4 separate regions of the Homo sapiens genome follow, and regions 2, 3 and 4 are each linked to region 1. The links are chromatin contacts, found by Hi-C or POLR2A ChIA-PET in ENCODE. All regions are on one chromosome and are shown on one strand. The core of a region is the stretch at or near the end of the contact, and the rest is flanking DNA. Distances in the headings are between cores, read along the strand shown.

Region 1 (2,773 bases), core at 9-2,508:
CTGAAAGGATCGGGCCCCTCCGGCCCGCACCCACCCCCAAGAGGGGCCTTCAGCTTTGGGGCTCAGAGGCACGACCTCCTGGGGAGGGTTAAAAGGCAGACGCCCCCCCGCCCCCCGCGCCCCCGCGCCCCGACTCCTTCGCCGCCTCCAGCCTCTCGCCAGTGGGAAGCGGGGAGCAGCCGCGCGGCCGGAGTCCGGAGGCGAGGGGAGGTCGGCCGCAACTTCCCCGGTCCACCTTAAGAGGACGATGTAGCCAGCTCGCAGCGCTGACCTTAGAAAAACAAGTTTGCGCAAAGTGGAGCGGGGACCCGGCCTCTGGGCAGCCCCGGCGGCGCTTCCAGTGCCTTCCAGCCCTCGCGGGCGGCGCAGGTCCGGGCCCGGCAGGGACGGGGAGGGGCAGAGCGGGACCGGTCGGGGCTGGGGACCAGCCGCGCGGGCTTCTGAACGGGCACGCTGTCGGAGCCGGAGGCTCGTCTAGTCCCGAGCCCCAGCGGGCCGCGGCGGCTCGCGGGGCCGCCTTCCCGGGACAGCAGCCGGGGCCCGGGCGCCGGCGCGGGGGAGGACGCTGCCCTCCCCGGCCGGGCGCGCAGCTCGCAGCCCTCGCTCCCTCCCCCGGGGCGCGCAGGCGGGCGCTCGCTCGCAGAGAAGGTGCCGGCGGGGCCGGAGCCCCGAAGCCTCCCCGGGCGGCGGGAAGACGGGAGGAGGGGAAAGGGAAGGAGGGAGGGGGTCGGGCTGCCGGGAGGGCGGGGGCAGCGGCCGGGACTGCGGGCCGGGAGCGAGCCCAGCCGCCCGCGCCGTGTGGAGCCCGGGCGGGGCAGGTGGGCAGCGGCGGGGGCGGCTCCGCGCGGCCGGGCTCGGCCGTGCTGCCCCTCGCCCCTGCTCGCGCGGTCCTCTCTCCCGCGCGGTCTGTCGGTCTGCGCGCCGCCTCGCTCCTCGCTCCTCGCTCTCCCCCTCTTTCTCCCCCTCTCGCCTCTCCGTGTCTCTGGCTCTCTGCCTGGCTCCCTTGGGTCTGTTTCTCTCTCCTGCCGCCTCTCTCTGGCCGCCCCTGGCTTTATTTCTCGCGCGCTTGGGGTCTCTCCCAGTCTCCGTCTCTCCATTTCTCCTGGGGGGCGGGGAGGGGGGGTCTCCAAAAACCGCGGCGGCGGCGGCGGCCGCTCCAGGCGCCCGTTCCGGAGTCGGGGGGAGGCCCAGCCGGGAGGGGGGAAGGGGGGGAGCCTTAGTCATTTCCCCGCTCCAGCCTGCTCCCGCCCGAGCGCGCACTCACGGCCGCTCTCCCTCCTCGCTCCGCAGCCGCGGCCCATGGAGCCCGCCGGCCCGGCCCCCGGCCGCCTCGGGCCGCTGCTCTGCCTGCTGCTCGCCGCGTCCTGCGCCTGGTCAGGTAAGCACCCCCCCGCTCCCCACCGCTGCACTCCCCAAACTGCGGGCTCAGGCCTCTCAGACTGGCACTGGGACCCCTTCGGCTAATGCCGAGCAGTAATAGGGGGAGAGACGCCTGTAACCAGGGTTATAGATGCAGAAACTGAGGCCCAGAGAGGGCCAGCGACATGCCCAAGGTCACACAGCCAAGGGTAGAACCCAAGTCTCTTCTATGAGAGTTTGTCTCTGTGGACTCTGACTCTGTGCACTGTGCTGGGCACTGAGACAAAAGAGCCGAGTTGCTTCACTCAGCCCCTGCCCGGTCCAATGGGGAAGGCTGACTGACAGTGGCTTTCAGAGCAGGGCCGTCCGGCTTCCCCAGAATCTGTCCCCATGGACATACGACTTTCCACATGTTTGACTTCAGGGTGTGAGGGGAGGAGGTGAGGGCAGAGGTCCTCCCGATGCTGCCTGGAATGGAACAGAGACAAGCTGTTGCAATTAGGGAAGAGTGAGCCCTCCCTCTGGTGCGCAGAGTAAACCGGTGTTAGTGTGTGCCTGGGAGAGAGGGAGCCGGGAGGCCGCGGTAACCCCAGAGCGAGCTGCTGCGAGCAACAGATCCTTATGTAAAAACACGGTGGATTGTCCCTGTGGTTGCCAAAGCCTCTCCCTGGTGGTCTTGCTCCTTGAGGCGCTCCCAGCTCCCCCTTCCTCCTGCCTTCCCCGAGCTTCCAGGCAGCTCCCTGCAGTTCAGGTGCTCCGCGGGGATGTTACCTGTGGCTCTGACCATGTCTTTCTGTTGGCCTACATCAAACACCTGGCTGTCGCCGGCAGGCGGGCTCTGAAGGCTACTGTGCATGTTCACCAAAGGGTGAGGTCACCATTCAGGAGTCTTGCTTCTTAAATGGGTTTTGCAAAACCATGGGTCTCCTGGGAGGGCACCGGGTGGGGGGCGGGGGGAGCAGAGAAATGGCATTAAGGGAGTTGGGAGGGAGAGAAAAATGGGGATCTTGTTTTTTGTCGTCTTGAAACTGTGTTGTAGGCAGTGGGGTCTCTCTGTACCTCCCACCCTTGAGGAGGGAGGTAAAGATGAGCTCAGTGTCCAACACCCCCTTTTGCGTTTGACTAGAGATGGTAACCATCTGATAGCAGGGAGAAAGGGAGAACTAGCAAAGAGTGGGTGGAAGGAGAAGTATGGGGGGTAGACAGCTGCTTCTCTCTGCCCTGCAGTTTCCCCTGAAACCCAGGAATTCACATAGGCATCCCCCCACCCCACCCCACCCTCCACCCCCAGTTCTTTTCAGTTATAGTTGCGTCCTTGCTGGGCTGAAGGGAGCACTGATACAGTTCACGTCTCTCCAGTGAGTGGCATCTCCTATCTGCTCCTTCCTGCCTGAGCTGGCCATTTGTACCCTGC
Region 2 (2,844 bases), core at 109-2,608, 630 kb before region 1:
CTGGCCTAGTGTTCCCATAGAAGACTGGGGCCTGGCACAATGTGTGCTTGCTTTCTCATTCACTTAGTCAATATTTATTGAGCTCCTACTATGTGTTAGGCACTGCTCTGGGCACTGGAAATACAGCAAGGGAAAAAAACAAAGTTCCTTCCCTCATGAAGTGTACATTCTAGTGGGAGTGATAAATGACACATAGTAAATATACACTATGTCAGCTGGTAATTAAGTGTAGCAAAACTAGGGGCAAAGGAGGTGGAGAGGAGGGAGTTAGTATTTTATGTAGAATGGTTAAGGAAGCCCTCTCTGAGACAGTAACATTTGAGCAGAGACCTGGAGGAAAGGAAGGATTGAACCATGTGGCTCTCTGGTGTGTTCTAGGCAAAGGGGACAGCAAATGCAAAGGCCCAGCAGTGAGGCCTCAGCAAGAAGGACAGCTTGATGGGAGAAAAGTGAGTGATGGGGAGAGCCACGCAAGATGAAGTCAGAGAGCTGGAGTAAGATGAGGGCATGTGGCGGAGAGCGATACAGAAAACCACTGGATGGTTTAGAGCAGAGTAATGACAGATCAGACAGGCCTGGTTCAGAAAGAAGGAGCCCATTCCCACTCCACCTACTTCCCACACATGAAGCAGATAAGAAACCAAGCCCAGAAAGTGAGTTAACTTATCTAAAGTTGTATGGCTAGAAATGGAAGGGCTAGGCAGAAAATCCAGTTTTTTGGACTTTTTGGTCTTCTTGTTTTCCCTGTGACAGATGGAAGACAGAGGGAAAAGAGCCACAATTAACATTTTAAGTTGTGATTGTTTATCTCTCCGAGATCTTTCCAATGATTCACCTTTTTACTACTTAAGAGGAAAACATTTCCATTTTCAGACACTTAAGATTCCTGCTATCATTGTTAGTAGCCCAAGTGCTTGTCATTCACATTAAATACCCCTGGTACTCAGACTTGGTTTGGGCAATGAAAAATGTTCCTAAAGGCTTTTAGATAAAAATTACTATTTCACTAGAGCCAACTATGTGCCAGGGAGTGAGACTGGTATCATCACCCCATGTTAGAGAAGAAAAAGCTGAGGCCCAGAGAGGTGAAGGGACTTGCACAGGGTCACACAGCCGACCAAGACGCTTTCCACCACGCCCAATCGATCGCCCAGCTCAAAATACCGGCTGGTGTGTAGGTGGGAGAGGCCGCCGCTCCCCGTGTGCTCGTTGTCTCTGTTCCCAGGCCCTCTAGAGCAAGATACTAACTATCTCTTTAAGAAGGAAAGTAAAGACGGGCCGCTTACGCAGCTGCCGGCGAGCCGCCGACTGGCTGGTCCCCTCCATCCACCTCACCCTCCCCGCCCCTCCCTCCCGGCAGCCCCAGCCCCGGCGAGCACCCAGCTAGCCGCCTCCTGCAGGGGCTCGGGAGAGCAATTCGGCGGCCCCTGCAGGGCAGCTGAAGCCATGGAAGCCTCCGCAGGTGATGACAAGGACCCCGGGGATCTCCGGGCCCACCGCCCAGCTGCACCCGCCGCAGTCCAGAGTGCCGAGTGCCAGGGGGTGGGGTGGGGGCCGCGGGCCGCGAGGAGGAGGGGACGGAGCACCCGGCAGGCAGCCTGCCCTCCAAGCCTTCTGGCTGCAGCGGCCCAGCTGTCAGCGGCCGGGGGCTCAGCTGCCTGGGTGTTCCCCGCCCGCGCTCACCCGCCCCGGTCTATCTCTTTTTCCTAACCCCGCAGGTCGCTGATCAGGGCCAGGCGGCTGCAGCAGCGACTGCAGAGGCGCTGCGCCAAGCCGGGCCGGAGTGGTGCGAGCCGGCGGGGCTGCGGAGGGCCAGTGGACTCAGGTGAGGAGGCCGCGGCGGAGCGGGGAGCTGGCCCTGCGCTGCACCGCGGCAGGTGGGGGCCGCTTGCAACCGCTCGCTGCGGTAGAATCCCTTGGAGGGCACCAGCCTAAGAGGGGTTAATCGTGACTCATTCTTACCCTCCCTTCATTCCCCTACATCCCTTTAAGCGCTTCCCTCCCTCCCCCTCCCTGAAATGTAAGAATTAGAGGGTGCTGATTGCAGCAGAGAAGATGCCCAAAGTGGGTGATTAGGAGGCTTTTAGGGAACCCACCCCCCAATTTTATTTGTCTTCCCCTTCTGGCATTTGGCAAACATTTAAGCTTCTCTTTTCCTTCTTGGAGGAGGAGCAGGGGTACCTGGGGGTGGGAGAAGGATGAGACCCCACCCCCACCCCAAGGTCAAGTGCCAATGACTGCTTCCATCCCATCTTTCCCTCTGAGAAGCATCAGGGCCCTGCAGTAGATCTGGGGAAAAAATGCCCATAAGTCCTAGAGTGGACGATCTGAGCCTCCGTCTCCCCGGAGCTTCCCTGGGATGTGAAGCCTTCCACTCCCCAGCCGGGATCTGGGCTGTTTGCAACACCTACTAGCCTGGGGAGCCCCATATTCCCTTCCCCAACCCTGCAGACTGAAAGAGAGGCCGGTCACATGCTGCCCGTTTCCTCTGCCTTCTCTGCCCATCTGGTGGTGTCGGGATGGGCTGGAGGAGCTTCTTAGAAAAAGGTGATCTCTGCAGGCAGAGTCGTGTAAGGAAAGTGCCAGAGATTGGGGTTCTAGGCCCTTAACTTGCTAGTTGGCCACAAGTAGCCATTTTAAAATTCTCTAGGCGTGGGTGTCTGTCTGCTCATCTGTTAGATGCAGGAATTGGATTAAATGATGTGTATAATTTTAGTATATCACTCAAGCAGCTTTTACATGTCAGGGGGACCCCTCTGCTAAGGCAATTTAAATTTAGTTTCATGAAATAATTGGGGTTTCCTCAGTTGATCTCTTTCAACTCTGACTTCTTAAGTGAAACAT
Region 3 (2,840 bases), core at 103-2,602, 570 kb before region 1:
CATTCAAAACATTTGAGTGTCCACTGTGTGCCAGACGTGCTGGTCCCTCTGCTGTGCACATCATCCTCCTTGGTGTGATGCTCCTTCGAGGCTCAGTTCAGATGCTACTTCTCTGCTTGGCTTTTCCAGACTGCATGATACCCAGGCTGCCTGGCTGGGTCTTCCCATGTATTCCACCCCTGACCTGTACTGCCCCTGTTGCCAAGCTATTTATCAAATTATGTGATTAATATCTGGGTATTTTCTTACACTGGACCTCACTCATAAGGGCAGGAGCTCTGTCCCGTTCACACACGATCCTTCCCCGCCACGGCACTGCCCAGCACACATATGCTAGCAAAAATTATTTGACTGAATAAATCAGTGGTTTTCCAAGGAACAGATTGGAAATTTATGTGGGCATTTTTGGGTGTCACGAGACTGAGGGGACAGTCATATCCCTGTCGGGGGTGGGGGGGGCAGGGATATGAAACTCCTGTAATGGATGGGACAGTCCATTACAGTCACCATAACAAATGGTCCTGTCCCGCACAACTTTCAGATATCCTGCCAAACTTTCAAGTAAGCCAAAAATCCGTTATAATTGGTTGTACATACAATCACAATGAATTTTTCCCTAGTTTTAGTACACACTAGACTGTCTGGAAATGCATATATCAGGTTGGTTGTGGGGAGTTACACTTTGCTCACCATTCTGGAAAATCGCTGCCCACCCTGCTCCCCACGGGTGAGTCACCCGAACAGCATGCTCACGTCTGTGTACATGTGTAGCTGTCACAGTGACTCCGCGCTTTTATATAAATATATTTAGCCTTTGACTCAAGATGTCAGATATAAACTGTTGGCAAAATTCAGCTGAATATTGTCTTCTAGTAAACCTAAGCTGATTCCTAAGTTGGGTACAAGCGTGATCGGGTGTAAGCCAGCCTCAGCTTTTACAAAGTGAAATGCATATTCTTTTATTAGAAATTACTTTCATGTCCCTGCCTTCTCCTTATAAACAAAGGGCATCATATTGATTTTTTACCCGGGGAACCATCACCTGGGCTGCAGCCTCAGGACGAACCTGTGCCTTCCCTCTGTCTCAATTTCCTGCTTTGGGAAATAGGAGCCACAAGCCACAAACTCCATCCACCGCGCCACAGGAGCGAGGTCCAACGCAACGGTCCCTAGGGCCTGCCTCCAACCCAGCCTCAGTTTCCTATCTGTCACATCGTTCTATGATCTCGAAATGACTATAACCCCTTTCTTAGCCCCAAACCAGCCGGAAGCGACATCTTCCGGTTGCTACAGGTTACGGCGGTTGCTATGGGCTACGGCGCCTGCGCAGAAACACCGCCAAGCGACTCAGCAACTTCTAGAGCGCATGCGTTTCGCCCACCCAGGCCCGGGCGCGGTTAGGGGTGACTCCCACGATCCCTAGCGGCTGCAGAGTGGAACATGGCGGCCTCCTTGCCGCTTGCGTTACCAGAGTCCACCCGGCCTCGTGCTTTCTCCGGGCGCCCGTAGCTGGCGCCGGCATCCACAAAAATAGATCAGGTAAAGCAGCAGAGTAAGGCATAGGAAGACTTGGTCGGGCTCCGCGGCCCCTCTTTACCGGATTGGAGGCTGCGCGGGTGAAATCGAGCTTTAAACTCCCCTGGCCTCGGAACACCATTTGTAGCCTCTGAAGGAGGAGGACTTATAAGATTCTGTACTAAGGCAGCCGTGGGAAGGGAGGAGAACCAGGTCGGCCCGCGCGCTCCCGGCTGCTTTTGCTCTCCCTTTGGTTTCGAAAGCGTCAAGTCCCAAGGTATTTCCTACCAATTGTGACGTCACCCTTCCTCCCCCGTTTCTCACCCGTTTCTTGTCTGGCCGTGACTTCTGACCCAGTGTTGAGCTAAAAATGCCCCGCCCCACCCTACGCAGATTCACCCCGCGTCCCACCCACCAGTGACTGAGTGACTGGGCTTCTGCTGCCTAGGGAAGGGTTCTTGGCTTGGCCGGGCAAATCAATTCCCACAGCAAAATCAGACCGAAAGCCTGTTATGAGGGACTCAGGCAGTTGGATGTGGCGTATAGGAGGAAGGCTAGGGCAATCAGGAAGGTCTCCTGGAGGAAGGAAGAAGACCCTGACTGGGCCGTGTAGGATGGATGTTCAAGTGGGAAGAGAGTGTGCTATTCCAGGGACAGGGAGGCCCAGGCCTGAGAGTCCAGTTGCCTTCTGGATCCCGTTTACCTCGCAGATTATCCAAACTGGACTCGTGATTTTCCCCAGCTGTGCCGCGCCTCCCCAGCGGTCTCACTGAATCCACCCATGGGCTATGTCAGAAATCTGGGAGTTATCCTCAGCTCCTCCCTTTCCCTTCTGAAGCCATACCTACTTCTTGCCCTCAAATCTCTGTGACCTGACTTCTGGTAATGTTTCCATTCTCACCATCTCATTCTTCTCCACACTTATCATGAAGTTCATTTATTCCAGACTACTTTAGGTTGAGTCCTAAAAGTCAGCCTGCTAGTTCATGCCTCCATGCTTTTGCAGGTGCTATTCCCTCTGTCTTAAGAGTCATTCATGCCTTCTCTCTTTTCCTTGTTGTGAACTCTTTTTCCTCCAATTTAAAGCTTTCCCCCACCTGTACGCATGGAGATTGGCAAGCCTCCCTTCTCTAGACGACAGCATTTCTTGTATTTGCCTCTTCATCATATATTCCACAAGTGTTTGTTAATCACCTACTATGAGCAAGGCCTTCTGCATTTCCTAGGTTGGATTTCCACTGTGCTGTGTTTGTTTGCTCATCTCCCTCACTGGTCAGGAAATGTCACTCATTTGTTAACCCCCAGTGCTGAGCACAGTGCCTGGC
Region 4 (2,830 bases), core at 94-2,593, 980 kb after region 1:
CCACAATACGGAGGAGTGGGGCACAGAGTCCCTAACTGGCGCCCCAACAGAAGGCGGTGGTGGGGACCGGAGATGGTAGGACTGGAGATGGTGGGGGCTGCTGGGAGCCCCTTTTGCGCCGCAGTGTTTCCTGCCATGAAGAGTTGCCGCCGGTCACAACCCTTCCCCGGGGGCGCCCCGAATGTGGGACTCCTTCCGGCCTGGGGTGCGTGAGGGGGACTCAGGGGTTGCCCGGTCTGGAGGAGAGACTCGCCGCCACCTACCCCGGGAACCGCAGACTCTGGGTCTGGGATAAAGCGTCCCCTACCCGCAAGCTCGGTTTGTGCGCTACTGTGCAATCTGTCTTTTGCCTGCAGACGCCCAGCCGCTCGCCCTGCGCGGGTCTCGGAATGTCCAGGGGTCCCTACTGGGGATCACAACCCGGCGAAATGTCGCATTTGCCACCACCTATCTCGACTGCGTAATCGGCTTTCAGCCGCAGACGCTCAGGTCCTGCAGCACCCGCGGGGATCCGTGTAGGAACCTGCTGCCGCTGGATGGACTGAGCGATTGCTTCGCGGGTGTCACGCACCAGACGCCGTGCCGGGAGCGCCGGGAAGGGGGTACGCGCCCCAACCCCGGCCGGGGGAGGGCGCACTCTGGCTCCTCTCTGCGTTTTGAGCCTCCCCTCCCCCGCCAGGCGTATCGCAAAAGGCACCTCCATCGCAGAGCACCATGTGTTGTGCTTCTACTCAGCTCGGTGGCGAGCGGGGCCCCAGCATGCGCATCTGGAAAGCGGGGGAGATTACCCTGGAGCTCGGGTGGGGACGGCGTGGGCTGACTTGATATAAGACGACACCCACGGAGCCAGATCCGTTCTAGGGACTTGGCAGGTTCCTCTCCCTCCCCAGTGAGATCCGTCGTTCTTTGCAGCAATTAGGGGAGGGAAAAAAAAGACCCACAGTATCACGTTTGGAGAGGGTTAGGAAGATGGCTCTCGAGTTGCAGGCCGCCCTGGTGGCTAGACATTGGTGTAGTTTGTGCCTGGCCTCGGTTTCCTGATCTGTAAACTGGGAAGAAGGCCCAAGTCATGAGGCCTGTGACTGTAGAATGGCTGAAGGCACTGGTGCACTCGCAGCCGGTCCTTCCGGGGTCCAGCTTCCCGAAGGACTGGGCAGCCCCGGGGCGAACCCCTCTGGAGCTACCAGGAGAACGTGCGACCGGGTTCGGCGCCCCAGCCGGCAAGTGAGCGCCCAGCGGAGCGCAAGGGCGGGGCCCGCGCGGGCCGGAGACGCCCGTTCGCTGTCGGCCAACCAGCGCCTGTCTCTGAACAGCCAATGAACACGCGTCTTACAGCCAAGGCCGGGTCGGGAGCGAGGCTGCGGCGAGTGCGGCGCTGACAGAGACGCGCGCGCGCGCGATCGCGCTCGGACCCCGGCCGCTGCCGCCATCACTGTCGCCCGCCCAGTCGCCCCTCAGCCGCTTCCCCTCGCCATGGAGGCGAGGCCGCCGCCGCCGCCGCGGGGCTCGGAGCCGCGGGCCGGGCGGCGGCCCTGAGGGCTAGTGGCGGCCCGAAACGCCGCCGCGGAGCCGAGGCGGAGCCGCTGTCCTCGTCCCCAGCGGTCCCGCCCAACGCCCGACTCTGTGAGTGTTCGCGGCCGCTGCGCCCGGGTGGGCTCCGGAAGGGGGAGCGGCTCCCGGGGGCGGTGGGAGGGGTCCCGGGCCACAGCCCAGAGCCCGGAGCCCGAAGCCCTAAGCCATCTTTTCCGGGTAGAAGCCTGCGGGCGCCTGCAGGTTGATTGTGCATCCTTGCGGGTCCGTCGCGGGGAGGGGGTCCCCGGAAACGTGCCGGCCCGAGTGCCGACCCCTCGCGACTGCCCAGGAACTTTGCATGCGTCCTTCTGGGACCAGGCCAGGGCACTGCCAGAGTTGATTCTCAGAGAAGAAACTTAGAACGGCGAGAACAGAATTTGCTCAGGTCCATTTAATGGGAGGAAAGAGGAAAACTCTTGGCATGAGAAAATTTGCTTTTGCAGTGACCAACTTTTCTTTCCCTTCAAGTCCACCTCCCTCGGTCCCCCGGCCCGTCTCCCAGGCCCCTCTCCTTGCCGCCCTCTCCCAACTGTTGAGGCTGTTTAAGAAGGGAAATAAGGGCTGAGAGCTGCCCAGAATTCAGAATAGGCCAATTGAGAACGCAGGTCCCCTCCCTTTTTACTTTCGGTAAATAAAAAATTTTTTTTGAAAAAATTAGTTACTAATTATATCTCCTGAAGATTAAAAAAAAAAAATAGCAGAGCAGAGTCCTGTCTTGAGGGTTTCGTTTTTATTTTTGAGATCACTGATGATATTTGTAAGACAGGAAAAGAAGAATGTGCAAATCCACCCTCTGCAGGGTGAACGCCATCAGAAGCCTTTGCTCAGGAGAGGGATTCCGGCTCTAGAACCAGTCCACATCACCCTGGAGATGGCTTCGTTTGCCACCTGCTAGCTGTGCAGGCAGCCTGAGAAACAGAAGATGGTGGGCGAGAGGAGGACTGACTAGGAAAGGGCGAACATCTTCCTGCCTGGCCACTCCTTTCAGAAACAGATCTGATGCTGTCACTTGTTTACTTAAAAACTCCCTCGCTTTTCTTTTTCCCATGGGATGAATGAAGCCTAAAATGCCTTATCAGGTCATACAAAGCCCTTGACAATCTTGCCTCAATTTACTCCTTTACTTTTAGCCTAATCGGATCCTCCAATTCTCCTTCCCCTCATCCCGCTTGCTGGCTAGTATTCAGAGCTGCTTGACTGCCCCCTCACATGTTGGGATGTTTTTGTTTTATGTGATCCTCTTTCTTCCCCACCTTTA

What was found. Hi-C counts contacts between places; a loop is a spot of excess contacts on that map. ChIA-PET counts read pairs that join two places held with the same protein, here RNA polymerase II (POLR2A). Pooled maps may share reads with other maps.
Region 2: a loop to region 1 is called in a map of sigmoid colon, with 7 times the contacts of the local background. The contact joins the promoter of SNPH here to the promoter of SIRPA in region 1. A Hi-C loop is called at or near these places in 1 of 168 maps with a recorded cell type or tissue (sigmoid colon) and 1 of 50 pooled maps. POLR2A ChIA-PET finds 5 or more read pairs at or near these places in 1 of 52 experiments (BJ).
Region 3: a loop to region 1 is called in a map of ascending aorta, with 2.6 times the contacts of the local background. The contact joins the promoter of SDCBP2-AS1 here to the promoter of SIRPA in region 1. A Hi-C loop is called at or near these places in 1 of 168 maps with a recorded cell type or tissue (ascending aorta), 1 of 37 single-sample maps with no recorded cell type and 9 of 50 pooled maps.
Region 4: a map of sigmoid colon shows a loop between it and region 1 (4-fold over the local background). The contact joins the promoter of PTPRA here to the promoter of SIRPA in region 1. A Hi-C loop is called at or near these places in 1 of 168 maps with a recorded cell type or tissue (sigmoid colon) and 1 of 50 pooled maps. POLR2A ChIA-PET finds 5 or more read pairs at or near these places in 1 of 52 experiments (MCF 10A).

Annotation. Positions count from the first base shown.
Region 1 is chr20:1,894,149-1,896,921 of GRCh38, forward strand. It overlaps SIRPA (signal regulatory protein alpha), which reads left to right and starts at 1,259. Exons shown (of 8, transcript NM_001040023.2): 1 at 1,259-1,378. The coding sequence starts at 1,300. LOC102724545 (a long non-coding RNA gene) reads right to left here and starts at 102. Exons shown (of 4, transcript NR_186374.1): 1 at 1-102. RefSeq lists silencers at 223-482, 493-612 and an enhancer at 1,904-2,419.
Region 2 is chr20:1,264,936-1,267,779 of GRCh38, forward strand. It overlaps SNPH (syntaphilin), which reads left to right and starts at 1,359. Exons shown (of 7, transcript NM_001318234.2): 1 at 1,359-1,462; 2 at 1,719-1,825. RefSeq lists an enhancer at 1,045-1,194 and silencers at 1,595-1,674, 1,775-1,854.
Region 3 is chr20:1,323,991-1,326,830 of GRCh38, forward strand. It overlaps SDCBP2-AS1 (SDCBP2 antisense RNA 1), which reads left to right and starts at 1,353. Exons shown (of 3, transcript NR_040049.1): 1 at 1,353-1,539. The region is part of intron 1 of SDCBP2 (syndecan binding protein 2); the gene reads right to left. All of the region lies in intron 2 of FKBP1A-SDCBP2 (FKBP1A-SDCBP2 readthrough (NMD candidate)), which reads right to left. It overlaps LOC124904856 (a long non-coding RNA gene), which reads left to right. Exons shown (of 2, transcript XR_007067487.1): 2 at 1-379. RefSeq lists enhancers at 1,415-1,644, 1,635-1,929.
Region 4 is chr20:2,872,138-2,874,967 of GRCh38, forward strand. PTPRA (protein tyrosine phosphatase receptor type A) reads left to right here and starts at 1,344. Exons shown (of 24, transcript NM_001385305.1): 1 at 1,344-1,623. RefSeq lists enhancers at 1-91, 92-721, 722-1,353, 1,354-1,983 and silencers at 468-607, 1,228-1,297, 1,478-1,527, 1,538-1,817.